2 separate regions of the Homo sapiens genome follow, and region 1 is linked to region 2. Evidence: read pairs that join two places in POLR2A ChIA-PET (ENCODE). Cell type or tissue: Panc1. All regions are shown on one strand. Region 1 overlaps ST3GAL3 (ST3 beta-galactoside alpha-2,3-sialyltransferase 3). Region 2 overlaps ST3GAL3 (ST3 beta-galactoside alpha-2,3-sialyltransferase 3).

Evidence for each region. ChIA-PET counts read pairs that join two places held together with the same protein. Peaks named below come from ENCODE experiments on the same cell type or tissue, not always from the same donor. Only the 100,000 strongest peaks of a DNase experiment are listed, where the experiment ranks them.
Region 1: POLR2A ChIA-PET joins it to region 2 with 6 read pairs; 2 of 35 experiments call an interaction of 5 or more read pairs at or near these places.

The regions. Positions count from the first base shown.
Region 1 is chr1:43,821,189-43,823,688 of GRCh38, forward strand. All of the region lies in intron 4 of ST3GAL3 (ST3 beta-galactoside alpha-2,3-sialyltransferase 3), which reads left to right. Among named protein-coding and RNA genes, the nearest start is that of MIR6079, 16 kb to the right of the region's middle. RefSeq lists an enhancer at 183-1,382. In Panc1, no CTCF peak of the experiment used is centred here; a DNase peak (open chromatin) is centred at 1,003; H3K4me3 peaks cover 192 bases; H3K27ac peaks cover 1,925 bases.
Region 2 is chr1:43,713,918-43,716,417 of GRCh38, forward strand. The region is part of intron 1 of ST3GAL3 (ST3 beta-galactoside alpha-2,3-sialyltransferase 3); the gene reads left to right. All of the region lies in intron 3 of ST3GAL3-AS1 (ST3GAL3 antisense RNA 1), which reads right to left. Among named protein-coding and RNA genes, the nearest start is that of ST3GAL3, 7.6 kb to the left of the region's middle. In Panc1, no CTCF peak of the experiment used is centred here; no DNase peak of the experiment used is centred here.

The DNA of each region.
Region 1 (2,500 bases), 110 kb after region 2:
GAGAACAGGAAGGGAGGGTAAAGGGTAGTATTGCTGGATAGCATGAGCAACAGACAAGTTTTTGGTTGTTTGTTTTTTTATAATAAGCATGACATATTGGTGATTTGGAAGCATTAATGGAGTACAAAAAGGATAACCAGGGATCCCAAGGTCCATGAAGTATAGATGAAAGAGCAGCCTCCTTTGCAGAGGGCTGTAAAAATGGCGTTTTCCCGAGAGACCCAGGTTTCTATGAAAGCAAAAATGGAAGGAACATTCACCGAAGAGTTTGAGGATATAAAGGAACACAGTTTTATGCCACATAATTGAAAGTTAGAATGTGGACCGTGCCAGGGGAGAAGTAGGAAATTGGACCAAGAAGAAGCAGAGAGCAGTGACTTGAGGATAAGAAAACTGAGAAGAATATGGTTTGGAGAGAAACAGGAATAACTAGAATGTGAGACTGGTGAGTTGGTGACATTGCCAGCCTTGTGGTTGCCTGAGAATTGACCCCGTCTTCCCCAGGGGTTGGGCACTCAGGCTGCTACGTGCAGGCAGCCACAACCTGATTTAAGGATACCTCCAAGGAGGCACATCTGCTCTCTGAAAGGGGTCTACTGTGGTCTGGCTCAAAGTTGAGGGCCTCGAAAAGTCTCAGGGGTAAAGGCTCTTGCCCCGACAACAAAGTGGATACTCCCTCATTCAGTTAACAGATTTGTTGAGCAACTAATATGTATCAGGCAATATTCTGTGGTCTGAGGATATACCAGTGAACAAGACAATCAATAAACAAAAATTATTATAAATAAAGTTTTTAGGATTTTGGAAGGTGATAAGTGCTGTGAAAGAAAATAGAGCAAGACAAGGGAATGCTGTTGAAGAGATTGCAAGTTGCAATGGGACAGTCAAAGTAGAATTCATTGAGAAGGTGACATTTGAGGAAAGAGTCAAAGGAAGAGAGGCAGAGCATTCCAGGAAGAACCCTAAGGAAATCTCAGTCTCCATTATAAGGAATATGACACAACGAGCCAGGAATGTGCCCATTAGTCCAGGAGAGAGATGAGTCATCTGGATTCCTTGAAGGAGCCAGATCCTGGTGTCCAAGTGTGACTTTCCTGAGCCGACGTGGGCCTTCTGGGAGCAGATTTAATTAAATGGAAGTTTCATCTATTTCTGCTGGGTGTGGGCAGGTGCTCTGTGCTCTGGGAAAGCTCCTGTCTGCTGCCACAGTGTGGTGTTTTACAGTTGCCATGTGGGCAAGAGCATGGGGACTTTAATGCTCAGTCTAATTTCATAAGGAATTCCATGTGAAGACACAAAAATATGAAAATGAAAGCAAACAACTCTTAACCCCCAGAGCCTTGTGAAAAACCAGGTCATTTGTAATAGTGTATAAACATGGAGCAGTCTAAATATAGCCTGAGGTGAGTTTAACACTTCTAAAACAGCCTGTCAAGTTCCCTAGGGCTGCAAGGGGAAAGCATTTATTGAGCACCTACTATATGCCCAGTGGTGCACTAGGTACTTTCTATGTTACCTGTTCCCACAACATTTGCTTAGATAATCTAATCCGGTATCATGGCTTTAAATATCATCTATATGCTGATGACTCCTATATTTATATCAAGCCCAGTTCTCTTTCCCCACACTCCAGACTCATTTACCCAATTGCTTCCTTCATTTGGATATGTATTAGGCATCTCACACTTAACATGTCCAGAACCAAACTCCAGATTCACACCCCTGCCTCCCAGAATCTTTTCTACCCCAGGAAATGGCAGCTAACTACATCCTTCCAATTGCTCACATCAAATACTGTAGCATCATTTCTTTGACACTCAAATCTGATATCAGCAAACCTTATTAGCTTTACCTTAATATCCTCAGATCCAGCCACTTCTCACTACCTCTGTATCATCACTCTGTCCAAACCACCATCTCTCACCTAATTTTTGCACTCCTAACTAGTCTTCCAGATTTTATGCTTGCTTCTCTGTGGTCTATTTCCACACTGAAGCCAAAGTGATCCCATTAAAATACAAGATAGATCTTGTTACTCCTGTGATCAGAACTCCCCAATGGCTCCCCATTTCTTGTAGAATGAGAGCCAGAACCTTTATAGTGCTCATCAAGGCCCTACATGGTCCACACCTTCGTTTCTTGTTGCTCTCCTTCTTGTTTATTGTTTTATCCTGCGCTCCTTGCTGTGATTCGGATATTCCAGACCTGTTCCCGCCTCAGACTCTTGGCATTTGCTCATTCCCTTGTCTGGAACACTCTTCCCCAGATACCTGAAGAGATTGCGCACTCTCTTGCCTTTTTAGAACATAGTTCAAATGTCACCTTCTTAATAAAGTCTCCTTTGCCCATCCCATTTAAAATCATAGCCCCATCCCCTATTGGCGTTCCCTGTTCCCCTTTACTGTGTCATTTTCTCCAGGGTATCTATCACTCTCGGATGCCACATATGTTTTATTTACTTGTTTATTGTCTGTCTCCATCTACTAGAGTGTTTCTTCTG
Region 2 (2,500 bases):
GAGTGTTAGGCATAAGGGAATTACTCTGAGATCAAAAAGAGACAGTTGATAAGAATGCCATACGGGCCGGGTGCAGTAGCTCATACATGTGATCCCAGCACTTTGGGAGGCCGAGGTGGGTGGATTATCTGAGGTTAGGAGTTCGAGGCCAGCCTGGCCAATGTGTTGAAACCCCGTCTCTATTAAAAATACAAAAAGTAGCTGGGCATGGTGGCAGGCGCCTGTAATCCCAGCTACCCAGGAGGCTGAGGCAGGAGAGTCACTTGAACCCGGGAGGCGGAGGTTGCAGTGAGCCGAGATCGTGCCACTGCACTCCAGCCTGGGTGACAAGACAGGGAAACTCCATCTCAAAAAAAAAAAAAAAATCCCATACAAATTTAAACATTGTTGCTGGGCGCAGTGGCTCATGCCTGTAATCCTAGCACTTTGGGAGGCCGAGGTGGGCGGATTGCCTGAGTTCAGGAGTTCCAGAACAGCCTGGGCAACACGGTGAAACCCCGTCTCTACTAAAATACAAAAAAAAAAAAAAAAAAAAAAATTAGCTGGGCATGGCAGCGTGCACCTGTAGTCCCAGCTGCTCTGGAGGCTGAGGCAGGAGAATTGCTTGAACCTGGGAGGCGGAGGTTGCAGTGAGCCGAGATCACGCCACTGCATTCCACCCTGGGCAGCAGAGCAAGACTCCATCTCCAAAAATAAAAAATTTAAACATTGCTTAAATGCCAACAGTTTATATGGCATTTAGCTATTCCCAACCCTTGCTCAGAAGTGACACAAATGTGTGTGACCATAATATACTCATCAGATGGGGTTGCTAAAACATACACACTTCTCCTCGGCCTGTCATTGCTGACTTCTTCCCCCTGAAATTTTGCTCCTCCTCAGTCATCTTCTGATGATTTTTTTAAAGATAGTAATGGAAGTTTAATTCATATTTATTTTCCATTAGATTCTTTATATGATCATCCTGGCTTGACATGAGTTCCTCCTCTCTCAACTCCTGTAGAACTTAATTTATGTTACTCTGATGAAATGTCATCTACTGCCTTGGCCCATTATTTGTCTATGTATCATAAATTTCCTCTTCCTTGATGTCAGTTTTTCTTGCAAAGTAACTGAAAGGTGGCATGTTTATGTATTTTTAACACAGCTTAAAAACTCACTGAACCCTTTTGTTTGGAATATGTTAAATCAGGAAATTCTGTTACTGAGGATTTAAAGAATGTAGCAGTTGTTCTCTTTGGTCTCGGGATTCCCTTAAAGTTTAAAAATTATTGAGTATTCCCAAATAACTTTCATGTTTGTGAGTATTGTCTGTCGATATTTAATGTTTTAAAAATCACTGAGTACAAAAAAAAAATGATAAAAAATGTTCATGGCTGTGCGCGGTGGCTCACGCCTATAATCCCAGCACTTTGGGAGGCTGAAGTAGGGGGATCACTTGAGCTCAGGAGTTTGAGACCAGCCTGGGCAACATAGTGAAACTTCATATCTACCAAAAATACAAAAAAATTAGCCAGGTGTGGTAGCACATGCCTCTGGTACCCCCTACTTGGGAGGCTGAGGTGGGAGGATTGCCTGAGCCTGGGAGGCAGAGGTTGCAGTGAGCCGAGATCATGCCACTACACTCCAGCCTGGGGGACAGAGTGAGACTCTGTCTAAAAAAAAAAAAAAAGTTCAGCCTGGGTAACATAGTGAGACTACATCTCTTCAAAAAATTAAAAAATTAGCCAAGCATGGTGGCACATCCCTGTAGTCCCAGCTACTAGGGAGGCTGACAGCAGGATTGCCTGAGCCTAGGAGGTTGAGGCTGCAATGAGCTGTGATCATGGTACTGCACTTCAGCATGGGTGGCAGAGTGAGACCCTGTCTCAAAAATCACAATAACCCACAAGCATGCATACTGTTAACTGTGAGAAGAATCGTGGTCACCTCATCATGTTATATAACCTCTAGAAAACTGCTGGACTCTCATAAGAGAATGAGAGTGAACAAGGCAAAGAATGTCTTAGATTGTGAAAATAGTTCTAAACTCATGGACCCCCTAAAAGGGTCTTGGGGACCCTTGAGGGTCCTTGGACTACACTTTGAGAACTGCTGGTATATAGTTACGAGTTTTTGTGTGACTTTTATATCCTTCTGGTAACAACATAAGAATGGAAACATTAAAAACGTCTATTTTCAAAATGCACTCAACAGTTTTCTTTAAAAAACAGCTAGTTTCTAGCCTCTGATAATATTAATGGCAAAAACCACAATTATTTTTGCACCAACCGAAATAGATGTTTATTTTGGAAGGGCAGCTGTGTGTATTTTTGGAGTATCTGCTAGGTGCCATACTGTTTACATTTGCCATCCCAGGAAAGGTCACCAAACTGAGAACAACAACATTTTTGTAGAAGAAAATTATGTAACTGCTCTTTAAGTTCTAGAACTCTTATAAGCACTTGGTGACATGATAACTGGAAAACTTTTTCGTGGTGCAGGTTTCAGAGTTTCTCGC